3 separate regions of the Mus musculus genome follow, and all the other regions are linked to region 1. Evidence: chromatin loops called from intact Hi-C (ENCODE). Cell type or tissue: heart. All regions are shown on one strand. Region 1 overlaps Dus2 (dihydrouridine synthase 2). Region 2 overlaps Tsnaxip1 (translin-associated factor X (Tsnax) interacting protein 1). Region 3 overlaps Nfatc3 (nuclear factor of activated T cells, cytoplasmic, calcineurin dependent 3).

Region 1 (5,000 bases):
TCAAATCATCCAAGTCTAATATTCGGTCCTGGACAAACAACCACAGTCAAGTTCGGGTAATCCTGTGGTGCCCCAAGGGGTGGGAAATGTCCAATAGGCAAAAGGACAGTGGACATGTGGGAAAGCATTCAGTGTGTATATATGCTGTATGAGTGAATGCACATGTGTGTGCAGAAGCACATGTCCATGAAGTTGTGTGTGAAGGCCAGAGATTGATGTGAAATGCCTTCCTCATTTGCTCTCTACATTATTTTAAAAACTGTTTTACTACATCTATTTGTTATACATAAAGTTGGTGCACATGTAATTTATTATATATATACCAATGTGTATGTGTGTGTGTGTGTGTGTGTGTGTGTGTGTGTGTGGTGCACATGTGGATATCAAAAACTTGAGAGCCCATTCAATTCTTCTACCACGTGAGACTCAGAGATGGAACTCAGTCTGGCTTAGCAGAAAGTACCTCTACCCACTGAGTCATCACACCAGGCCAATTTTTCTTTAAAAAAGCTGGATAGGGGGCTGGAGAGATGGCTCAGTGGTTAAGAGCACTGACTGCTCTTCCAGAGATCCTGAGTTCAATTCCCAGCAACCACATGGTGGCTCACAACCACCTGTAATGGAATCTGATGCCCTCTTCTTCTGGTGTGTCTGAAGACTGTGACATTGTACTCACATAAAATAAATAAATAATTCTAAAAAAAAAAAAAAAAAAAAGCTGGAGAGGTATCCTGCCTACGTGTGTGAGGCCTTAGATTCAACACTCAGTATCAGGGGCAGGGGAAAGGCAGAAACCTCACTTCTGAGCATATATCCTAATTGAAAGTAAGATCTCAAAGAGATAGTTGCAGCATTTTCATAATCTTAAGAGACAGAAGCAGCAGGACACTGGTGGCGCACACCTTTAATCCCAGCACTTGGAAGGCAGAGGCAGGCAGATTTCTGAGTTCGAGGCCAGCCTGGTCTACAGAGTGAGTTCCAGGACAGCCAGGACTATACTAGAAACCATGGCTGGAAAAAAAAAAAAAAAAACAAGAGAGAGGGGGGAGGGGAGAGAGAGAGACAGAAGCAACCCAATGTGCACTGATGAATAGACGAATAGGCAATGGGCTACAGATACACAATGGAACATATATATCATATAATATATATATATATACACACACACACACACATATATACATATATATGTATGTGTATGTGTGTGTGTATGTGTATATATACACATACATATGCAGTATGGACCACTGAGAAACACTCTCAGACCAGCTCAACCACTTGGAAGAGGCTCAGATCCAGCAGCCAGGAAGAAGCACCCTGAAAGTAGAAACCTACAGAACTGCTTAGAAGAAACGAAGAGCAGCTGAGCTGACTGGAATGTGCTCCCTCCAGCATGATGAGCTTCCCTGCAGGCTGTGCAGTGCGCTCCAAGTCTCCAGCTTTTGTGAGTTTTCAGCCATGCTTGAGCGGGCCTTGCTTTTTTGGGTCATTTCTACTTTTATAAGTAACCCCTGACCCCTATTCCTATAAATAACCTCAATAAAGCTCTGGCTCCCCAAGCTGGACTTCTTGATCTGTTGTTGGTTCCATATCTAGACTGAGAGACATCTGCTCACATCTCCTCAGGAATAGTGTCACACAACTGATAGACGGACAGGGGAAACACCCATTATATATAAAATAAAAATGAAAAACTAATCTTATCAGATGTGGTGACATTTGCCGTTAATCCCAGCATCAGGAAACAGGCAGGCAGATCCCTGGGAATCTGGGCCAACTTGGCCAACACAGTAAGTTGCAAGCCTAACACAGCTACAATATTATAAGACCCTGCCTCAAAAAGCCAATACATACACAAAGAAAATAAGTCATGTGTCTCCTTACAGTTTGGACTATTGGAATACCTCTGTACAAGGTGGGTAAACTGACTTGATTCTGTAATCTCACAGATCAACCATGTGATTCACCTAGAAAGAACATCCAGGCAGTTTGGATTGATGCTGGCCTGTAGAGCAACTCTGACTCCACCAGGGGGCACTGTAACCACACTGTACCATGCCCAATATTCAGACTCTGGTCCCAAGCCAAGCAAGAGAGGCACCTGCTTTTCTCCCTGTGGTCCTCAGAGCTGGGGCTGGGTGTGAGACTTAGGACTGACACCTCTAGCAAAAACATCTTTGTTCCTTTACCAACTCTCTCAGCATAGAGCACATCAAACAGGGCTAAAGTATGTGGAATTTCCACTCCAAATTTGAGCAGAACCCTTATTATTATTTATAGGAACCCAGAAAGAATTAGTCACATTTACTGGTAAAACATGCTTTTCAAGTTGGAGCAATAGCTCATCCAGTAAAATGCTTGATGTGCAAGCTCGATGACCCAATTCAGTCGCCGACACCCATATTAAAACAAAACAAACAACAACAAAAAGCAAAACCCCAAAAAACAAAAAAACAAAAACTGGGTGTGGAGGCTGGGTAAATGGCCCAACTTGTAAAGTGTCTGACCGCTAAGTACAAGAATCTCAGTTCAGACGCTCAACCTGGAAGTCACTCCATAACACACACACACACACACACACACACACACACACACACACACACACTCACAGTTCTGCTCCTCTGAAGAAGCCTGACTAATACAATACCACAATACCAGCACTTGGGAGATGGAGTCAGAGGGTCGAAGACATTCTCAGCCATATAGTAAGTCTGGAGCTAGCTTAGCCTCAGCCACCCTATCTCAAGACAAGAAAGAGGAGGGAAGAAAGAATGGGAAGAGAGGAAGAAAGAGTGGGAAAGTGGGAAAGGGAGGCCATACTAAAATGACCACATAAACCCTGGGCCCCTAGTTTCTAAACGGCTTGGACCACCCCAAGGATCCCCACAGAATAAGCTGACACTGGAACCCGGCAGGCAGACTCCTCCCGCTGCACAGCTTCCATAAGCCTCATTAGTGCAGATGACTTAGGTCAAGCGCTGTACCGTGGAGGCCATCCCTCCCGCATCTCTCTCAGTGAAAACTGCCCGTGTTCTGGCTCTCTGGGTTCTCGGGAAGAACGAGGGTCTAAAGAAGATCAGCACATATACAAATGGTGGCATCACTGCAACACTGAGAAGCTGGGCCCAGAACAGGCTCAAGCCCAGGTGAGCTGATGACTCTAAGGAGCAGAAGCCCTGCCCACCGCCTGCTCTGGTACATGAAACCTGCAGGTGGGCACGGCAGGGACAAGGTGCCAGCACTCCATGGGTCAAGTCTCATTTCCACTAAAGGAACAAAACTAGGGAGATGGGACATGGAGCTGACGACCATCCATCGATGAAGACAGAACAGAAAGCACAAGTCCAAGGGAGAGGACACCACTCACTGTGAGCTTAGAAGTGACCCTGGAAGGACACAACTGGACAGGCTTGCAGTAGAACAGCAGGTAAGCTGGGGGCTGCCCTGGAATCCATCATCCTCTGAACCTGGTTGGCAAAAAGGGGCTGCCCTGGTGAAGACGTGCGACGTCTCTCTACTGTTCTGCTGGATCATGTAGGGTTGTCCATAAGCAAAGAAAGGGAAACCATTGTCTGCTGGCCATGGTAGTGCAGCCTTTAATCCCTACACTCGGGAAGGTGGAGACAGGTACATCTGGGGTCTGGGCCACCCTGGTCTACATATTTCCTAGGATTTGGTCTTTCTGTCCCCATGCCTCAGGCTCTGAGACATCCGAGGTTCTTTACTGTTCCTTTACCCATTTCCCTTCCAAACCCAAGGACTTTTCTAGAAGGTAAAGGTGGGTGGGTGCCCACCAAGAAAATCTACAGCTAACATGAGCACCCCAGGAACCTGAAGAGGCAGATTATTAATGTCAGGCGCCACAACACCTGAGCCCAGGAGACATGTTCCTCCCTACCCAGGCATATTCTAACATGGGGAAGGCTTATGGACCTGCTTACAACCAATTCCTGTCACAATTCTCTACAACAAGGATGTGAGCTTCTGTAGCCTCCATTCAGAAACATCTCTTCTGCCCTCGGCCTTAGATTTTTGGAACAGCCACATACCTGATGGCAGATACCTGTAATTGCAGACCTCGCAGCACTTGAGGGCTGGAGTCAGGAAGATCTAGATTTCAAGGCTAGCCTTAGACATGTATACAGTTTGGGGACAGTCTGAGTTACAATAACACATTGTCTTGATAAAACAGGGCTTCTCCTCTTTTCTCTCTGCACGCATGTCCCCTTCTCTCTTTCTCCCTCCCTCTCCCACCTCCTCTTTCCACATGGTGACTTCCCAAGCCTTGGTCCTTGGGCCCAGTGAACAAGGGAGAACAGCTTTCCAATAGACCTGCCTTTAATATAGAAAGAAGGGGAAGGGGAGGAGAGAAAGAAAAATCTTTCTGGGGAATACTTCCTCCCTTCTTCCTCTTACCCCCCCCCCCCCCACTTCACCTTGCCACCATCTTGGAAACCCCTGGCCCTGCTCTACTGTTAAGTAACAGCGTGCATATCCCCAACCTGGGACAAACCGCACAGCCACCCCCTCAGGCCTCCGAGCTTTCCGTTCCATAGGGCTGTGAGCTAGCAGACCAGGTGCCAGTCAAATTCTACACTATCATATCCACGGGACAGGACAAGGGCTTTACCTTCTACAAGTTTCTGCTAAAATGACTAATGCCATCCTATCCAACTTTACTGTGTGTCTACCTGCTTATGTCTCACCCTTCCACATGGCCACCACCCCAAGAGCCACCTCAACCTTGGCAGTGCTTCTGGGAGTGTCTTTGACTTTGATCACGGCCCAAACTTACGCACTGTCTAGACAATACTGCTGAGCCTTGCAAAGAAAGCAGATGTTAACTAGGAGTGGTAGCTGATAGAACACCCTTTTTTTTTTTTTTTTTTTTTGGTTTTTCAAGACAAGGTTTCTCTGTGTAGCCCTGGCTGTCCTGGAACTCACTCTGTAGACCAGGCTGACCTCAAACTCAGAAATCCACCTGCCTCTACCTCCCAAGT
Region 2 (5,000 bases), 190 kb after region 1:
TGACCCATAACCCCCACTGCTTCCATATGAGACTGCTAGGAACCTGGGTCTGGCCAAGTAACACCTAAGTCTTTAGTACCATGGTGCTGGAGAGGAAAGACAGGTATGAGGCCTTGCCTGGTGCCAACTCTGAGGCTTAGCCACTCACCAGTGTGGGGCAAATATGCCATTCTGCCCAAGTTGACTCTGGCTGCCCAGGCCGTCAACTTCTTGCCTACCAGATCCTGTATCTATTAGTCTCTCACCTGTAGCCCCTCTCTATATCAAAGACCAATGGGACATTGAAGATTCTAGCTTCCTGTTCTGAACTCAATGTGAAAGAGAGACTTCTTTCAAACTTAGCTTAGAATGAGTGTGCATAGGTATGTGTTGTGCTGTGGTTCATAGACGTCTACCTTAGGTATCTTCTTTGAAAGAAGGTCACTCACTCACTCACTGAACCTGAAGTTCACCAGTTGGCAAGGCTGTCCTTATTCCTGGCCAATAAACTTCAGGAATCTGCCTGGCTCTCACAGGCAGCCCCCAAGTACTAGAGTTACAAATGTGGCTGGACCAGGCTTTTTAACTAGGTGAGTTCTGGGAATCCAGACTCAGGCCCTCACACTTGTGCAGTAGACTTTTCAGCAACTGAGCCATCTCTCATCCCTCAGAAGCACCGAATATAAAAGGAGACTTGAGATCTGCAAGCACAGAAAGCTGCTGGGTTACCACTAGAATGAACACAGGCTCTGGAACCACCCTTGATTTGGAATCCCAGCTCCACCACTTTCTGGTGGGTATAAGAGTGTGCCCAGAGCCTGGCTCATGGGTCAGCCTTCAGTAAATGCTTCAGGCTGTCTAGGTCAGAAGTCTGAGAGTCCTTTTTGGTCATTTCTGATTCCCTCTCTAATGTGTACCAGAGTCTGGACGGCATCTAGACTGACCATTCTCTTTGTTTCTGAGCTAGTTCCTTAAGTGTCTCATTGTTGCCACCAGGCCAGAGGTCAAGGGACACATGCCTCTTTTCAAAGAGGAATAGTGGCAAGATGGAGGACCACTTCCCTGTGAAGGTCTGCTATTCAGTTCTGATGCATGAGGTTTCTTTTCACCCTTGACATGTTGGGTCTGTGGGCTCTGACCTGCAGCCTCAGTTCCTGTGCAGAATCCGTGCTCAGGTCCAGCAGGAGGAGTTCCTTGCGCAGGTAGTTTTCTAGTTGCTCCAGGTACTTGGGCTTGGAGATGCTCATGGACTGCTGCTGGCAGCTACTGCAGAGGATGGTGGGCTGAGATGTCACTCGCACCCATGGGTCTTTGCACTCTTGGTCTGGGGCTGCAAACTTCACTAAGTTCTATGTCCTGGAACAATACCTAGCCTAGATCAGCCCATCCCCCATTAGGCTGGCCCTCGCTTACTTGGCTCGATTCCGGCTGTCATCTGAACAGGGCTTTCGATTATGTAGAACTGTCTGGCCACTGGTGTATGTAGGCCATGGTGACAGGTGGCCACCCAAGGATAACTGCAAGGGCTTAAGCGGGGAGGGACAGCTGGGGTTACTATGGCAACATTAGTCCACACTTCCCTTTTTTAGTATTGTTGAAAATTGAACCCAGGACCACCTTACACATGTTAGGTAAACACTGTACTACTGAGCTGTATTCACAGCCTCTTCCTCTTCTAATATTCTTCTGCATCCACACACACACACATATACACACAATCTTGCTACATGGCCCATGGTGGCTTTACACTTGAGACCTTGCCTCCAGTTCCTATATGCTGAGATCACAGGGATATGCCAGTATACCCAGCTATACAGACGTCATTAATATGGTCCATAGTTAAGACTCTGGTCTTTTAGTTATAGATGGTTAGGATTAAATCTCACATCTTCCTTATTAGCAGTGAGACCACAATTTAACGTCTCTGAGCCTCAGACTTTTCATCTGTAAAGTAGGGATAACAGCAGTCAGCATCCTAACGTATGAGTCAAGGATGTTGGGAGAAAACTGTGTAGTGCCTGCTAGGAACCCAGTAAATGCAAGTTCTACTCTTCTATATTGTCAGGAAACACCGAATGCCTGTACTATGACAAACAAATCTGAATACTGGAGAGCCCCAATCCCTTCCTTTTGGCACTGTACAACATGCCAAAAGCGGAAAGAAATAGGAGAGGAGGGTAAGTCAGGCTAATGCCTAGATGGATAAGACAGGCAGGACTACAGAGATGTAGTAAATGGAACATGCAAGGAGACTGGGGTGCATCCTTTCGGGAGGAAGAAGGAGGTGAGGGTCCCCTGGTGAATGGGGTTTCATTTTGATCCATTATCAGATGCATGTGGTACCAAGTGGTATGTATGGCTTTTTAAAAAAATCTTTTCATGCTGGGCGTGGTGGCGCACGCCTTTAATCCCAGCACTCGGGAGGCAGAGGCAGGCGGATTTCTGAGTTCGAGGCCAGCCTGGTCTACAGAGCGAGTTCCAGGACAGCCAGGACTACACAGAGAAACCCTGTCACGAAATAACCAGAAAACAAAACAAAACAACAACAACAACAAAAAACCCCCAACAACAAAACCTCAGGGAAACCATTCAGGTGGGGGTGTGTGTGTGGCAGGGAGTGAAGCAAGCAAGCAAAGAAATGACTTTCTAAGTGTGGTGGCTCGCGGCTGTAAAATGGTAAAATGCCAAAGCAGAACTGCTGATTGGTGAGCCAGTCTATCCCAACAAACCACCTTTTTGCATAGTTGTCGGGAGTGGCCTGTAATCCCAGCATCCTGCTTAGGAGTGGAAGCAGAAAGAGCATGCGTGTGATACCACTGTGTCAGACTGTCTCAAACAACAGAAGTGGAGACACCTGGGCTCATTTTTGAATTTTTGAGTTTGGAAAGTGTTTCAGGTTTCCAAAAAGAGAGGAAATCTGCTTTTTCAGCTGGAGAAAAGATGGACACCTTACTTTGATTTGCGCAGGCGAATGAAAACGCTGTACTCCGTGGAAGTGGCTGCTTCTTTGGGGGGGGGAGGGGGCAGGAGCGGGGAGGGGAGGGCAGGGGTGTTAGCGTCTGCCCAAGGGCTGTTAGAATGCTCACGATGTTCCTCTGAGTTCCCTGCTCTTTGCTTCCCCCTGCAGGTAAAAACTGGAGGTTGCCCCACTTCCGGGAGATGGCTGGAGGAACAGCTCCTTCTGGTAGTTGGTGACACAGAGGGGAAAAAAAAGTGCTTGGACTGCAGGTCTACATTGAGTTGGGCATCAGATCAGAAAGCTGGCTGAGACCAGAATGGAACTGGAGGTCGCCTTACAGGAACGTGGCTGATCGTGTTCTCTAGAGAGACCATATTTGCCTCCTTCTCCTTAGACAGGGCCTGGCAGTTCCCAGCTTCATAACATATATGGCCTATATGTTCCCAAATGAACACAGTCACACAATGAAAGCAGCACAGCACCCATAGTGTCCCATTGTCAACTAGAGCCTTAAACTGCGCTTTTATATGTATGTGTGTGTGTGTGTGTGTGTGTGTATATATATATATATATATACATACATACATATATATATATATATATATACATATATACATACATACCTATACACACACATATACATACACACACACACATATATATATATATACATATACATACATGTATATATGTATATACACACACATACACATATAAACTGGAGTTTACAGAGTTAGGAACAGGACCCTGGTCAAGAGTAGCAAGTGCGGGGCTGGTGAGATGGCTCAGTGGGTAAGAGTACCCGACTGCTCTTCCGAAGGTCCGGAGTTCAAATCCCAGCAACCACATGGTGGCTCACAACCATCTGTAACAAGATCTGACGCCCTCTTCTGGAGTGTCTGAAGACAGCTACAGTGTACTTACATATAATGAATAAATAAATCTTAAAAAAAAAAAAAGAGTAGCAAGTGCTCTTAAGCACTGTGATAGCCACTCTAGCCCCTTCAAAGAAGACATTTTCCTCTGAGATCTGAACAATGGTTATTTGTTGTCTGAATTACAACAACCCTATGTCAAATTAACAAGAGCTCCAAAGAGGAACGAGGCAGGCTCAGTGGAAAGGGCTTTCATAGCATGTGTTTGATCCAAGACATTGAAAAAGAAAATCCAAAACAAAGCTAAAATAGTTAGGTAATAAGGCAGTTTTCCCTTTTGGGAAGGGAAGAGGAAAAGAGAAAGGGTTTTGAGTGGGATCTTTCTATGTAGCCCAAGTTGGCCATGAACTCAAAAGCTTCATGTTCCAGCCTCCCAAGTGCTGGAATTAATAAGGGTGTGCCACCATTCTTAGCTGACCACACTTATTTTTATACAAATACTTTTTAAAGAAAGGGTCTCTCTCATGTAGCCCAGGCTGGCTTAGAGCTTACTATGAAGCTCCAGATGGGCTTTAAACTTATAGCAATCTTCCTTAGCCTTCCAAGTGCCAGGGTTACAGGTGTGAGACACTGTGCTTGGTCTATACAAAAAATTTAAAAGACAGGAACCTGGAACTCAGAACCAAACCCAACAGAGAAATACTCTGTACTGTGTCTTTACATGCTTGTTCATAAGTATTTACAGAATTCAAGTACTATACCAGACCTAAAACCATAAAGACAAAAGGTTCAGGTGACAGCAGACAGTGTCTGATACACACAGCTGCTGATACACACAGCTGCTGATACACACAACTGCTGATACACACAGCTGCTGATACACACAGCTGCTGATACACACAGCTGCTGATACACACAGCTGCTGATACACACAGCTGCTGATACACACAGCTGCTGATACACACAGCTGCTGATACACACAGCTGCTGATACACACAGCTGCTGCTGATGAAATGGAAGTCCATTCCCGAAAGGTGAGTTACAAAGTGAAGGGTGCGGAGGGAAGGGGCTGAGTCTTTTCTGCCTAGAACAGCTTGGGCCCACTTTCAGATCAGTGGGAAGGATGAGCCTGCCTCACCTTCTCTTCCAGAGCATGGGGAACCTGGCTTCTGGGAGGGAGTCACATT
Region 3 (5,000 bases), 55 kb before region 1:
CCAGGGGATGGAACAGGCGAGTGATGGGGTGAAAGGGAACCAGCATAACATACTTCAGCACTGGAGTGCCGTCGTTTACCACAGGGAGAAGTGGGCCTTGATGAGGGTCCTGAGGCTGGTCTGGGGCTCAGCCAATTCTCATCAGTGATACTAGATCTAGGAGAGTGGCAAGGAGATTGCCTAGGTGACAAGGAGTGTCCAGATCCATACTGTTGATGCCAGGACTCTTCTCCAGGGCAACCTCCTGGAGAGCCACCTGGAGAAGTCAGAGGTGAACCAAGAGTGAATCGTGCAGCAGCTTCATTCAACTCTGAGTCCACATCATCATAAATGTGGGAGAGAGATTCACAAGAAGATGCATCTGAGAACCAGCTCCTAGAAGAAATGCTGCTGGCAGGACTAGGACTGAGGGAAGATTCCCGGTAGGATGGCTCAAGTGGAAGATAGAGATGATCTCTAGAAGGCCTTTCCAAATATTCCCTTTCTGGGTCATTTATATGTAGGTCATCTTCATGAGCATCTGTTCCTTGATGACAGTTAGGAGAAATGGATGTGATTTGAATACTTGGGCACTCAAAGGGTTTAGGACCACCTAATGGACTATATTTAGATTCAGAAATATCACCAGTTCCTTCATAATTTTTGTAACCTTGGAGCTGAAATGATGGTGACAAAACAGAAGAGTGAGACTGCAGCAGTCCATGATGTGGTAAGCCAAGGGATGAGTTTAAAGTAGATGGAGGTGGATCTACATTAAAGATGTAAATGGATGCACAATCATCTGGTTCAAGATCTATGAAAAAAAAAGAAAAGAAAAAAATCACAACCAAAAAGGTCAATAAAAGAAGAAATTAGAAAATTCAAGTGTATAAATTATTAGATGAAACAGTAGAAACAATCCTGAGGAAAAACATTTGGACATCAAAATGCATGTCATTAGCTTCACAAAAGAGCTGGGCACAGTGATTCTTGTCTGTTAAATGTTAACAACACGCAGGCAGAAGGATTACTAAGAGTTCAATGCCTACATAGTGAGTTTTAAGCCAGCTTTCACTATTTGGTCAAACCATAGCTCAACAACAACAAAGGTTGACTTTTTAAAAATACATTTATTCATTTTTTGCAGATATGAATATATGTTACATAAGGAAATATGTAATTATGCGACCTTCTTTTTCTTTACTTCTACATTTCCAAAAATTATAATCTGAGAATAATGAATGTTTTTTATAGAAGGTATATTTCTGTGTACTCTCTTGCATACACACAAAAATTAAAACCATCTTAGAACTATAAGATAATTGGACTAGCAAGATAGCTTAGTGAATAAAGGTCCTTACAGCCAACCAAAAGGTCTGAGTTCAACCTCTGGGACCCACATGATAGGAGAGAGCCAACTCCTGCACACTGTTGTATGACTCCTATCTGAGCACAGTGGCATGTGCACACTCACATACACACCCTACACCCCCCCCACACACACACAGTGGCATGTGCACACCCTACACCCCCCCCAACAGTAGCATGTGCACCTCCACCCCACAATGGCATGTGCACACTCACACACACACCCTATACCACCCCACACACATAGTAGCATGTGCACACACACCCACATCCCCCCCCTAAAACCTGAATTTAATTAAAGTCTTTAGAGATTTTATTATTTTAATTTTGTGTGTGTCTGCCTGCATTTATATTAACACACCACATGTGTGCAGTTCCCTTGGAAGCCAGAAGGTGGCATAACGTCCCCTAGAACTGGAGTTACAGAAGGCTGTAAGTCACTTTGTGGATGCTAGGAACAGAACCTAGACCCTCTGCAAGAACAGCAGGTGCTTTCAACACAGACTCATCTCTCCAGCCCTAAGGATTTTTTTTTAAGGATAGAAATTGTACTGTATTTGACAATTGCAGTTTAAGACTGAGTGAAGCAGAGCCTTTGAAAAGCGCCTTGGGAGCCAGGTGATGTTGGTGCATACCTATAATCCCAGCACTCAGGAGGTAGGGGCAGGTGAATCTCTATGAGCTTGAGACCAGCCTTGTCTACAGAGTGAGTACAGCCAAGACTACAGACAGGGCTACACAGAGTAACCATATCTCAAAAATACAAGAGTGGGGAGGGAGGAAGGTGGAAATGAGGGAGAGACAGGCGAGACAGAGACACCTTTGGGCTGGGAGGAGATGATGGATAGTTCATACTAGAATTTAGGAGGCAGAAAGATTGACAGTTCTAAACCAGACCAGGTCAGGCTGTGAGTTTGAAGCCCATCTGGGACACACAATGATATTCTGTCTCAAAACCAAACAACTAAAGATGGGATTTTATTAATTTCTGGTAGAGGTATGCTTTGTTGTTATTTGTACTGCCCCACCATTAACATTGACCTGGCCTCTTATTCACATTATTTACTCTCTGTAGGTATTTTCCTTGTAGTAAAATTCAAGATTTCTCTTTTCTTTTAGGAAGGGTATATAATTAACACAGACATCTTCTTCCTCAGTAGTCGTATCATCAAGAATTCACGTCTGCACACAGCAGATCAGGTTACAAAGCCACTAGATGGGGCTGGAGAGGTGGTTCATTAGTAGAGAGCACTGGCTGTTCTTTCCAGGGCCTGGGTTTGATTTGACTCCCAGCACCCATAAAGAAGCTCACAAGTGTCTGAAACTCCAGTCCCAGTGATCCAATGTCCTCTTCCGAGGGCACAAGACATGTATATGGTACACAGACATAATCAGGCAAAACATCGAACACATCAAATTAATTAAAACAAAAAGCGACCAGACACCACTAGATTCTTTACCTAAATAAAAAATAGCTGACTGAGGATATTAAATTATAGTTGATCATTAATCTTCACAAATTTAGACTATTCAATTTACTCCCTCGCTAGGCCTGGTGGCATGCATCTTCTGTTATCCCAGCACTCTAGCTTGTGCTGTGGAATTGAGACTTTAAGGATAGCTTTGGCTACAAAGAAAAACTCTGTCTCAAAATAAATTAAATTAAAATGGATAAAATTAAATAAAACCCACCCCTTGTTTTTTTATATTTAAGCAAGTCCTGCCAGCAACAACTATACTAGCAACTACTATATTCTTTATCATTATACAATCCAATTTTTTTAAAAAACAAATTTTTACTTAAGAATGTACTTTAAAAATCTTGTTTTGAATAAAAATCACCTATGAAAGTTTTTTTTTTGTTTGTTTGTTTGTTTGGTTGGTTTTTCGAGACAGGGTTTCTCTGTATAGCCCTGGCTGTCCTCGAACTCAGAAATCTTCCTGCCTCTACCGCCCGAGTGCTGGGATTAAAGGTGTGCACCACCACGCCCAGCTGAAAGTCTTTATAGTTTCATTCTAATGTAATTATTTTATCAATGTTATTCCAGCAGTTGATTAATGCTGAAATTTGTAACTTCCTCCCAGCAAACTGTAGATAAAAACAAGTAAATACACAAATGGTGTCTTGAGGCTGATAGAAACAGTTCATTGGGTAATAGTGCTTTCTGTACTGGGATGAGAACTTGAATTCAAACCCCTGTGACCCATAAATGAGGGTGGGCATGGCTCCAAGTGTCTGTGACCTTGGCACCGAGGGCTAAGAGGCAGTCAGGTCTCAGGGGTTCCCGGGAGGTGAGTCAGCCTAGCTGAAATGGTGAGCTCCTGGTTCAACGAGAGGCCCTGTGTCAAAACCATAGAACAGTCACAGAGAAACACCTGACCTCCTCCTCTACCCTCCTCATGCACGGGAGCATGAGTGTACCCACACAATGTCTTAAAGTAATACAAAGACATGAACACACACACACACAAAATAGTTTCATCTTTTTCCCCACGTGTCCAGAAGTCCTAACTCTGAGACGATGGCACTCACTCCAACCACACTTTAACAGTCATTGAGATTTTCAACCGTAGACTTCATGATGCTCCAGAACCATTTTGACTAATTTAATTTTTGTAAATGTTCTATCAGCCACCAGAGGGCCCTAGGAAAGCAGACAGTAATCTAGAGAATACAGAGAGCATGTTCACGTCTTTACGAACAGTAAACCAGGGTCTGGCAGAATACAGCCTGTGAGCCCAATCTGTCCTACCACCTGGTTTTTTGTTTTTAAATGACAGCCTACAAGTTAAGAATGGTTTTTAAAAGAAAATTTTATGGATATAATGTGATTCAAATTCTGTGTCTATAAATAAAATTTTATTGGAACTTGGCCACACTCAATTATGTGCTGTCCATGGTCATGTTCCCACAAAGATAGAGAAGAGCAACTGTGAAAAAACACTTTAAGTTCTGCCGCATTGCTGCTCGGGACACAGTAATACAGTTTTGTTGTTTTGTGTTTTTCAGGACTGAACCTAAGGTGTTACAAATACTGGGCAAACAAACATAGTACATCAAGTTCTATATGAAGTCCTCCAACACCTTTTGTTTTTAAAGACAGAGAAATAGGGGAGGGAGTGTCTCACTATGTATCTGTGATTGGTTGGCAAACTGCCATGTACACAAAGCTCGCCTACAACTCTATGTATACCTGCCTTGTGTTGAACTACAGTGATTCTCCTGTCTCTGCCTCATGACTAACAACAGTAATCCCAGGATGTGGATGGCTGAGGCAGGAGAACTACTGAAAGAGTTTGTCAGAGCAAGACTTTGTCTCAAAAACAGAGATGAGAGGGGGGTAAAAAGAGACCCTGTCTCAAAACCAAAATAAGAGCAACAACAATAATCAACTAATCAATCAATTAATAATCAAGCAAGATGGACATAGTAGCACAAGGTCATAATACCAGCACTGGGAAGTTGAGGCAAAAGGTTAAGAATTCTAGATCACCCTTGACTATATACACCTGGCTCCTCAATCCAGCCCTGCTTTCAATTCTTTAGCAAAGCACAGTGACTCATAACTGAAATTCAAGTACTCAATAGACTAAGCAGGAGGACTGGCACAAATTCAAGGCCAGCCTGAGCTACATGGTGAGTTCCAGATCAG

Evidence for each region. A loop is a pair of places that touch in the nucleus more often than their neighbours do. Peaks named below come from ENCODE experiments on the same cell type or tissue, not always from the same donor. Only the 100,000 strongest peaks of a DNase experiment are listed, where the experiment ranks them.
Region 2: it touches region 1 in a loop (9-fold over the local background); 11 of 42 quality-filtered maps call a loop at or near these places.
Region 3: it touches region 1 in a loop (2.2-fold over the local background); 2 of 42 quality-filtered maps call a loop at or near these places.

The regions. Positions count from the first base shown.
Region 1 is chr8:106,019,740-106,024,739 of GRCm38, reverse strand. The region is part of intron 2 of Dus2 (dihydrouridine synthase 2); the gene reads right to left. Among named protein-coding and RNA genes, the nearest start is that of Ddx28, 11 kb to the right of the region's middle. In heart, no CTCF peak of the experiment used is centred here; a DNase peak (open chromatin) is centred at 2,069.
Region 2 is chr8:105,833,651-105,838,650 of GRCm38, reverse strand. Tsnaxip1 (translin-associated factor X (Tsnax) interacting protein 1) reads right to left here. Exons shown (of 16, transcript NM_024445.4): 3 at 1,393-1,505; 4 at 1,119-1,245. It also overlaps a transcript of Ranbp10 not described here. Among named protein-coding and RNA genes, the nearest start is that of Tsnaxip1, 8.4 kb to the right of the region's middle. In heart, a CTCF peak has its summit at 3,121 (motif pointing left); a DNase peak (open chromatin) is centred at 3,110; H3K27ac peaks cover 354 bases.
Region 3 is chr8:106,074,397-106,079,396 of GRCm38, reverse strand. Nfatc3 (nuclear factor of activated T cells, cytoplasmic, calcineurin dependent 3) reads right to left here. Exons shown (of 10, transcript NM_010901.3): 2 at 1-793. Among named protein-coding and RNA genes, the nearest start is that of Nfatc3, 17 kb to the right of the region's middle. In heart, CTCF peaks have their summits at 1,759 (motif pointing right), 2,557 (motif pointing right) and 3,987 (motif pointing right); no DNase peak of the experiment used is centred here.